2 separate regions of the Mus musculus genome follow, and region 1 is linked to region 2. Evidence: chromatin loops called from intact Hi-C (ENCODE). Cell type or tissue: heart. All regions are shown on one strand. Each heading gives the region's core, and the rest is flanking DNA. Links, peaks and the distances in the headings are about the cores only.

Evidence for each region. Hi-C counts contacts between places; a loop is a spot of excess contacts. Peaks named below come from ENCODE experiments on the same cell type or tissue, not always from the same donor. Only the 100,000 strongest peaks of a DNase experiment are listed, where the experiment ranks them.
Region 1: it touches region 2 in a loop (23-fold over the local background); 3 of 42 quality-filtered maps call a loop at or near these places.

What each region holds. Positions count from the first base shown.
Region 1 is chr7:92,931,422-92,936,733 of GRCm38, reverse strand. Prcp (prolylcarboxypeptidase (angiotensinase C)) reads right to left here. Exons shown (of 9, transcript NM_028243.3): 9 at 2,153-3,762. The coding sequence ends at 3,555. Among named protein-coding and RNA genes, the nearest start is that of Gm40448, 57 kb to the right of the region's middle. In heart, for the core only: no CTCF peak of the experiment used is centred there; a DNase peak (open chromatin) is centred at 2,953.
Region 2 is chr7:93,002,633-93,007,944 of GRCm38, reverse strand. It overlaps the pseudogene Gm31663. Among named protein-coding and RNA genes, the nearest start is that of Fam181b, 75 kb to the left of the region's middle. In heart, for the core only: a CTCF peak has its summit at 888; a DNase peak (open chromatin) is centred at 884.

The DNA of each region.
Region 1 (5,312 bases), core at 96-5,095, 71 kb after region 2:
GAAAGCAGGGAAGGAGGAGAGGGGAGATTGAAAAGAGGAAGGAGAGAGATCAAGGTAGAAATGTAGCCAGTTGCTCTGTGGCCAGAGGTGGGAAGACTGAGAACTCCCTCAGTGTGAAGGCCAGCAAAAGCAGAAGGCAATGAAGAGCCTGGGATGTAAGGGTAAGGAGTGGGCAGACAGGACAAACCCAGAGGCTGGAATGGAAGGGGAAGGAGTGGGTAGACAGGACAAACCCAGAGGCTGGGATGGAAGGGGAAGGAATGGGTGGAGACAGGGGCAATCCAGAGACTGAGACAGAGAGTAAGGAGTTGGGGGAAACAGGGCAATCCAGAGGCTGAGACAAGGGTAAGGAATAGGGGGGTGGGGGGGTGAGACTGGGACCGAAGAGCAAGGAGTGGGCAGAAACAGGGGCAATTGCCTTTCTGCTGCAAGAAAATTACATTTGGGACCAAGGAAAAGTGAGACAGTTCAGCATTGGAATTATACAACTGCTACTTACAAGCTCTGAGGCCAAGGTTATAATTTCGTGGCTCTGTAGACATCAGAGGAAGTTCTCTAAATTTACTTATTGCAATGGAATCTCAGTAGTTAAGGTAACAAAACATTTCTTTAAAAAAATTATTCCAATTCTGTATGATTCCCATTACCTGTATATTAAAGTAATCACCTTATTAATTATAAAGTTATTAAAATTTTTTTCATGTTTGTTTCTACTTTGGGGTCTCACTTGATTGCCCTTAATAGTTTTGAATTGTTGAGCAAAATTTATCTTCCTGATGGAGCCTTTTGAGTACCAGGGGTTGCAGATGGATCCACCGTGCCCACGAATAGACTTAATAAGATTTAATAGGGCTTATTCTGTATTTTTATTCTCTTTCATGTTAAAATTAAACAGAAGAACATTTAAGTTAGTTAATATCCATTAAGGCTAATATATATATATATATACATATATATATATATATTGCACAGAAGCAGGTCAAAATTACACTTGCATTTTTGCAGTTTACTTCTTCAGAAAAATACAACTTCACCTAATAGTTAATTCAACATGAAATGTCAAAGTATCTTAAATCTTCCAAATTAGTAAAGAGATTTCATGGAAGAAGTGCAGAGACGAGGGATCGAGTAGAGAATGAGGGAATGGCCAACCAATAACTGCCCCAACTAGAGACCCATCCCACGGGCAAGCACCAAACCCTGACACTATTAATGATACTCTGTTATGCTTGTAGACAAGAGCATAACTGTTCTCTGAGAGGCTTCACCCAGCAGCTGTCTGAAAGATACTCACATCCAAATATTGGATGGAGCTCAGGGACTCTTATGGAAAAGTTGGGGGAATGAATGAGGGCCCCAAAAGGGATAGGAACTCCACAAGAAGACCAACGAGTCAACTAGCCTGGACCCTTGGAGGCTCTCAGAAATGGAACCACCAACCAAAGAGCATACACACGAGCTAGACTTAGTTCCCTAGATGTGCAGCTTGGTCTTCATGTAAATCCCACAACAACTGGAGCAGGGCTGTCTCTAAAGCTGTTGCTTGTCTATGGAATACATTACACCAACTAGGCTCCCTGGTCTGGTCTCAGTGGGAGAGGATGCCTAGTCCTGAAGAGAGAGACTTGATATGCAGGGGACTGGGGGTTTGCGGGGGGGGGGGGGGGCAGGAGTCCTCCACCTTCTCAGAGAAGAGGGAGTAAAGAAAGGGACGTAAAGAAAGGGACTGTGTGTGTGTGGGGGGGGGGGTGACTGGGTGGAGCAGCGATTGGGATGTAAAGTAAATTAGAAAAATAAAAAAAGATGTTGTGGAAAAAAGCCTAAAATCCTAAAATAAAGGTAAAAATGTCCTCCACCAAATCTTTCCTTAGCCTAAACATGAGCTGAACAAGAACAACACCGAAGTGGTTGAGAGAGTCCGCCAAAGCTCCACCCTACACAAAGAACTAGAGGCAACTACGGAGAGCTGAGAGCTGAAGAGACAGTCCTCCCCAAGGATGCGCACATCAAGTCCTTATTCAATACTGAAGGGCCAACCCTGTGAACATTCACCAAAGTAACGTTATATAGATTGTGCAGGTTGCATTTAGAAAAATATATGTGTATACATATATGTATGCAATAATTTTATATAAATTAATATAAATGCATTAATTTTTTAAAAAGGCCATGTATTTAAAGAGAGCAAGGTGGGGTATATGGGACAATTTAAAGGGAGGAAAGAGAAAAACAGAAATGTAATTGTAATTATATTATAATCTCGAAACCAAGAAAGCAATAATAAAATAAAATCTTATCAGGGCTCTAGGGATAGTTTCTGAAAAGCGAGAAATGTTTCCAAGCCATGGTAAGAACATGACTAAGAAATAAAGAAACTGGGGGGCTGCTGTTGAGAAGAACCTGTTAGGCTGTGTCCCTCGGAGGTTTGGATTCAACCTTATTTCCTAGGCTGGAAACGTCCCTTAGAAAAAAGGTCTCACTGTAAGAACTGCTTCAAGTTCCAAGCCTTGGAGATGGGAAGGCTCTGACATCTATTAATGCCAAATATGCTGCCTGCTTGAATTAGTCTGCTTGTCTTCTAGAAGCCACACAGGAAAGTCCCCACACACCTGATGCTAGGAATCCAGACACCTAAGGCTATAATGATACTGGTAACAATGACTAGAACATAAAATTTCTTTACCAAATGAACAGAAGTACATTCTACTTTTTCAATAAATGGTTTGCAATTTTTAAAGAATTTTTATTAACAGAATTTGTTCAGTTTTAAAGTAAAAAAACAAAACAAAACAAAAAAAAAAACCAAAAAACAAAAATAGCACTTTTCCTAAATTGGCAGAATGTAGCCAGACCACCATAAAATTGGCCTTGGAAACAAAGAGAGCAGGACAAGGCCAGATTCCTTCCTGGCAGTACCACAGTGGCAAATGTCCCAGAAGTAAGGAGAGCTGCCAAGTGGGAAAGAGATAAAGAAAGGACTTTCCAAAAGCAGCCAGCCCAGGCACACTGACCTCCCAACAGCTGGAAGGAGACAGAAGCAACAGGCAGGTAGGTCTCTGCCTTCTTCTTTATGGCAGCCCAGTTCAGAATCACTCACTGAGTGAGCTCACAGGAAGCAGCCCGGTTTCCTGGACTGGCATTCCACATTCTATCAGCTGCAGCTGCAGCGTTTTGAACCCGGCTTCTGCTTTCCCTTTTGTGGCAGGAGTGGGGACTTACAATGGGCCAGAGAGACTTCAGCCTCAGAACCAAGGAGACCTCCCTGCTGCTGGGAGAGGGGCTCTCCCTCTGGTGAAAGGCAGTGAGGAGCCATGCCAGTTCTGATGGCCTGTGAGCTGCCATGATGACACAAAGACAGTGAGGCCGGAGCAGTCACCTGGGTGGGATGTCTGTGCCCACCCCTGTCACTCTCTTGTGTCTTGGCCTTGGCTCAACAAATATAATGACAAATGAGAGAAAGTAATTACATATAAGTGAATTACATAAAAGTGAATGGGTATGTGGGTGGAGGGAACATAAAAGAAAACAAAAAAAAATTAATTTTAAAAAATTGTTCATTGGATATTGCTATAGAAATCTAAAATCCATTTCTTCATGTGTTTAACTTCCAATAATCGAGATAACAGCACAGAGGAAGGATCGAAGGCGTTGTGGGCTCGGAGATCTAAATGATGGGCCCCGTCATGGATGTTGATAGCCACCAGGGTGTCTGTGATGTCTCTGGTTACTCCACCTCCTGACCACGGGTCTAACTCACCATTGCTGCAAGGGAGGGAAAGCAAGAAAAATGAATGTACTTTTATAGTTGCCACCTTGTGGATCCCACAAGCACTACTCATTTGAACATTATCACTTCCACTATACACTCATGTGTGTGTGCATCTTCCTCTCCCACGTAGACCTAGGAATAGCATTGCTGAGACGTGTGCTACCACTTAATTTCTTAATGAACTGCCAAACTGTTTTCCAAAGTGGCTTTGCTAGCTTACACTCACATTCCCAAATGGGATTTAGGTCTTTTTCCATTGTGGATTTGACGGTGAGATTAGAGGCGTGCTTTACCACTGGGCTATGTCAGTTTTCACTGTGGTCTTGATTTCCACATGCATACTCCCCCAGCTGATACTTATCATCTTTTCATATATTAGACCACTTGGATATAGTATTTGAATTTTTTTCTATTAAGACTATCACTTTGTTTTTTGTTGCATGGAGACAGTCTCATTGTAGGCTGGGGCAGCCTGGAACTCACTATGTAGCCATGTTCGCCTCAAACCTGGAGCAGTCCTCCTGCTGGGATCCACAGGTAAAGCCACATATCTGGCTTCTGATCTGTCTTTAACTGGATCGTGCATCTTTTTGCTTTCAAGCTTAATAATTGATTCTCACTAGGCATGGGAGTGCACACCTATAATCTCAGTACTGGAAAACTGATGTAAGAGGACCACAAATTCAAGGCCACACTTAACTTTCTATTTATTATTTTTATTTAAAAATTGTTAATTAGCATATAGAGTATTATTTTCAATAAAATTTGGCTGTGTTGATTTTCAGCCCGCTCTTCTTCCCCAGCTCTCAACACTGCCTTGTACCCTTCCATCCTTCACAGTATTCGCCTCGCTTTCTTGTCTCATGTGTCTTACCATCCACCCTCCTGTGTCCAAAGCACCTCTTCTCCCAGCTCTTGTTGACTAGGGTCATGAGGGTCAGCTATAGTAAACCAAACCAAACTAACCACCACCACCACAAAAACCCAGCTGACTATGATAGGCCCTCATTGTGGCCGATCCAGACATCTGCCTAATTATAACTACTCACTGCTTACCGCTTATCTATGGAGAGCTAGAGTCACACACACTCTGAGGCCTACTGACTCACACACCAGAAGGGTCTATGCCACAGTGACTACCTGTCAATTTGTAGCCTAGAACTTATGCATATTTTCTTTAGAGTCACAATTAAAACTCCCCATGTAACATTCATTTAGATAATATAATGGTCCTAATAAAGCTATCAGCCCATATCTCTCTCTCTCTCTCTCTCTCTCTCTCTCTCTCTCTTCCCCCCCCCCCCCCCCACTTGCCTATACTCTCTGACCTCTGAATTGTGCAGGATTCAGAGGTACTATGTATCCCCCAAGTACTAGAAGTACTAAAAATAACCTTAAAAACTTTCACATTGTGGTTATCCCTGAAAAATATATGTGTACATAAAACCACTGCGGGTGTTTTTCTCTCTGGCTTATGGTGGCTGCTCGGGAGAGTGGTGATTAGGTAAGATGGTGGAGAGATTCAAAGAGCTTCTTCAAAACA
Region 2 (5,312 bases), core at 49-5,048:
TTAATGCTGAAACAAAGCACTACCCAAACTGTTTCGATTGACAGCTCATTAGAGTGAGAACTAAAGGCTTCCACAGCAAGACCCAGATTTTTCTGGAGCCAGGGAAGAGAAACAGCAATCTCCTAGTCGAGATTTTGGCTTTGAAATGACCGTGCCCGAGTATACTTTTTTTTAAAGCATTATATGTTCCCTAAGACAGGTAAAAAGAAATTTACTGAGAAAATAAAAAAGAAACTGCGGAGGAAAAGAACTTATTTGGCAGAGAAGAAACTGTTAGTCTCCCTGTGTCCCTGAAAGACTTGAATTTGACCTTATTCCCTATCCTAGAAAAAAGCCCCTGGAAGAAAGGTCTCAGTGTAAGAACTGCCTGAAAGCTCCAAGCCTTGGAAATGGGAAGGTTCTGCCATTTATTAATGTCAAATATGTCGGCTGCATGAATTATTCTGCTTGTCTTCTGAAAGCCATACGAGAAAGTACCCACGTCTCTGCTGTTTTGTATCCTAGGGCTTAAGGCTTTAATGATGCTGATAGCAACTATTAGAAGACAAAATATTATTTAAAGACAACAAGCAATACATGCTGATCTTTGAAAAGCTTACTCATCAAATTTAAAGGTCTATTTTACTGAACTATCCACAACATCGAGCCTGTTCCCATTTAAAGTGAAAGACCAAACAGTGATTTTCTTAAGCTGGCATAATTTAAGTAAATTGCCACAAAACTGACCTTGGAAACAAAGAGAAATGGAACAGGACAAGGCCAGATTCCTTCCTGGCAGTACCATGGTGGCAAATGTCCCAGAACTAAGGAGAGCTGCCAAGTGGGAAAGAGATAAAGAAAGGACTTTCCAAAAGCAGCCAGCCCAGGCACACTGACCTCCCAACAGCTGGAGGGAGACAGAAGCAACAGGCAGGTAGGTCTCTGCCTTCTTCTTTATGGCAGCCCAGTTCAGAATCACTCACTGAGTGAGCTCACAGGAAGCAGCCCGGTTTCCGGGACTGGCATTCCACATTCTATCAGCTGCAGCTGCAGCGTTTTGAACCCGGCTTCTGCTTTCCCTTTTGTGGCAGGAGTGGGGACTTACAATGGGCCAGAGAGACTTCAGCCTCAGAACCAAGGAGACCTCCCTGCTGCTGGGAGAGGGGCTCTCCCTCTGGTGAAAGGCAGTGAGGAGCCATGCCAGATCTTATGGCCTGTGAGCTGCCATGATGACACAAAGACAGTGAGGCCGGAGCAGTCACCTGGGTGGGATGTCTGTGCCCACCCCTGTCACTCTCTTGTATCTTGGCCTTGGCCCAACAAATATAATGACAAATGAGAGAAAGTAATCACGTATAAGAAACATTTTAAAAGTGAATGGGTATGTGGGTGGAGGGAACTTAAAAGGAGAAAGCAAAAATGGTGATATTTAAAAGTCACTCAGGGCTGCCTTCTGTAGTTGCCACAGAAGTTTGAGACCCATTGCTTCATGTGTCTGATTTCCACCAAGTGAACTATCTGTAAGGACTGTGGATCTATGGGGTGCTGGATCACAGATCTAAATGATGGGCCCCCCTTGAGATGTTGACTGCCACCAGAGTATCAGAGAGACCTTCAGTATCTCCACCTCCTGACCATCGGTCTAGGTCACCATTGCTGGGAGGGAGGGAGACAAGAAAAATTAAGGTTGTGAGTTCTTTATGACCGTGTTCAAACAAAATATGAGAGGCATTCTTCATGCATAAACCTGAAAATTGAGACAGTTTGAAAGGCTGTATCTACTTTGTCACATAAGTTTCTTGATGTGTGAGTCTTGTATTATTTCCCTAAAAACAGAGAACCAAAGAAAACTGAACCTGGTGGCACAAAGCTGTAGAGGGAAAAAGGTCCAACGGTGGAGCCTGGGCTATATATAGGACCCTGAAAGTCTCACAAACACACACGGTTCTGATGCTTCTCAGTTGAGTGTCAGCCTGCAGCTCCATGCACCATTTGAAAGCTGACAGGAAATACGTCTATGTGGATTGAAAACTGAGTCATGATACTTTCTCTGGAAAGCTTGAATTCTGTTTTCAGGCTTTTGTGTCAGACTGACACAGAAGGGTATATACTTTTTGCAGTTCCTGAGACTATGTTTTTTCCAGAGTGTGGAAATACACAGAAGTGTGCTTCCCTTAACTTGAGCTTGCTATGATTTCAATTTCCATTTAGTAATTTGTACATTAATATATTTACCATCAGAAAAAAATGATTCTGAAATTTTGACATTAAATGTGCTACACAAACAACTTTTACCATAGTATCCGTTTTAGTTGTAACTTCTTTAAAGTGCCAGCCTCCTCCCTTATCAATTAGCAATCAACAATACGTGGCTCACATATACCTACAGGCCAATCTGATCAAAGCGGTTCCTCTGCTATGGTTGCCTCTTCCCTGGTGAGTAGGCTTGTATCAATCTAATAAAAATTCTCTCTCTCCCTCTCTCTCTCTCTCTCTCTCTCTCTCTCTCTCTCACACACACACACACACACACACACACACACACACACACTTCATGATGCTTCAGGTAAATTTACATTTTGGGGTTGAGCCATAAAAATGAAGAAATTGGGCTGGAGAGATGGCTCCGTGGTTAAGAGCACTGACTGCTCTTCCAGAGGCCCTGAGTTCAATTCCCAGCAACCACATGGTGGCTCACAACCATCTGTAATAGGATCCAATGCCCTCTTCTGGTGTGTCTGAAGACAGCTACAGTGTAATCATATAAATAAAATAAATAAATCTTAATTTTTAAAAAAAAAAGTGTTCCCTGAAAGTCCCGTGAGCAGAAGGCTTAGGTGGAGCCTAGTGGGAAATTCTAGATCACTGAATGTGCCTTTGAAGAGAATTATAGGTCTCTCCCCTGCCCACCCTGTGTGCACAAACATCTCCCCATGAGATAGTTTAGCGCCACCACTTACAGCCTTGCTATGGGTTCCCAAAGAGTAAGACTAACACACCATGGATTAAAATTTCTAAAAGTGAGCCTTTTCTCTCTTTAAGTTGTTTATTTCAGGCATTTTTAACAGTAATGAAAAGTTTTACAAATACCAAATACTGTTTCCAAGCCTTCCCAAATACCTTATTATCAAAATTCAACTGCTTATGTGGTTGCACTTTTTACATGGACGTCTACTCAGACATCTCAAGCCTAGCAGGTCCAAAGTGAACTCACGTTGCTCAGCCCCCACCCGCTCTTCCCTTCATTGTCTTAGTCCCCATTAATGGCAACTTTCCTAGTTGCTCCAGCCAAAGGTTTGCTTCCATTCTCTCGCCTTTGTTTACCTCCAATCTGCCAACAGACCCATCAGCCAGATCACCAAATATATCTAGAATCTGACACCTTCTCACCCACTGCCACACAGAAATCCAAGGCTCCATTATCTCTACTGTGAATTACTGATAGCCACCATGATGGACTTTCTGACTCACTCCTTTCCCTCCACAATCTAATATAATAAGACAGCCTGTTTTCTTCTCTAAACCGGAATCAGTCCATGTTACTCCTCCAGTCAAAGTTCTCTGGTTTTCCCATCTTAATCAGTGTAAAATCTCAAGAAGTTTCTAGAACCTGCAAGCATATGCATTACCCAAGCCTGTGTTGCCTCTCTGAATTCATCTGAGTCAGTGCCTCCATCACTGACCACTAAGAACATTCCAGCCACAAAGATTTCCTCCCTCTGCTGGAAGAATCTGAAGAAACTTACCTCTCTGGAGCCTATGTCCCCACTTGTGCCTCTGGAGAACTCTTCCCCACCAACCTCATGGCTGGCTCCTGGGCTTAGCCAGATGATTTTGCAAAAGCTACAACTTGGTGAAGTATTCCTGGGGTGTGTGTGTGTGTGTGTGTATGTATATATATGTAAGTATGTATGTATGTATGTGTACACATATATATGTGTGAGTGCATGTACGTGTGTGTGCACATCTATATGTGCATGTGTGTACATATGAGTAAGTATTTACATATGTGTATGTATGTGGGTATATATGTATATACTTATATATGCATGTAAGTATATGCATATATGTGAATGTATGTGTACACATATACATGTATGTGCATGAATGTATGTATATATATTTGTGTATTTACATATGTGTATGTATGTGTGTATATATGTGTATATGTGTGTATTCATGCATGCATGTGTATATGTATACATATGTGTGTTTGTATATTTTTCTTATATTCCTGATACTTTCCCTCTTTGCCACACTTCATTCACTCATGTCTGGATTATTTTCTTCCTCCTTACTATATTTGTTGATGCTGCCATTTTATTATCTGTCAAACCAGAGCCCTACAAGATTGAGGATTTGAGGTTTGTTCTGTTCTGACTCTAGTTTCAAGAACCAGGTATGGCTCATAGTCGAAGACAAAAAACACTTACAGAAATTAAGTATCAGATTGTCTGTTGTCTCACACCAGATGTCCCCATGGGATCTCTGGGGAAATGTTTGTAGGTTAATGAACACATAAGCTCTTCAGTGCTTGCTGACATGGAAGAACAGAGTCCATATGAATAACTAATAGAAATGCACAGCCTGGCTTTCTGCTGAATGCAGTAGCAGGGAAAACATCACTGTAAGTTTTAAATCTTTACTAAGGTACCTATCTTCTGGGAACATTAATTCCCGTGCATACCTTAGAAAAGAAATTGTTTAAAAAGTCTCTCTCACACAGATTTTAAGAGGCCGAAGTTGACTAATTCACATGGAAAAGGGCACAGTCTGTAACATAGCACAAAAGTGTTCCCTTCTTCCCATCATTATCACGGGGAAGCAGGGGTAGTGGCACTGCCTTCAGGAGGGAAGCAAATCATGAAAACAGATTCAAAACGGCTTCTCATAAACATTTAATCAGAATACTAATTCTATCAGCCTTTTCTAGATAAACTTACTCACAAATTAAATTAGAAAATAAGCATTTAGGCATGCTGTTTGAAATACAACTTTAAATTCCCTTTTTATCATATGCTACTCTGACATTAAAAAAAAATGCTTCGAAGTAACTTACTAATATCATTCTTGGGGGTAAAAATGTTACTCCCAAAGCACACTTTACTGGTTTTGTTAAAAATAAAGGTTGGCTTTTCTTGAGAGAACAAATAGCCTTTATCTTTGCTCCAGTCTGACAGACTTAAACCAGACAGGAAACCCTCTATTATTTGCAAAACAACAAAGTCCCTGCAGCCCAGTGAGGAGCAAACTGCACCTGACTGAAAAGGGCTTCTGAAGCGCTGCTGACTTAGCACAGTGGTGGAGCTGCTGAGAGACCTAGCGTGCGCCTG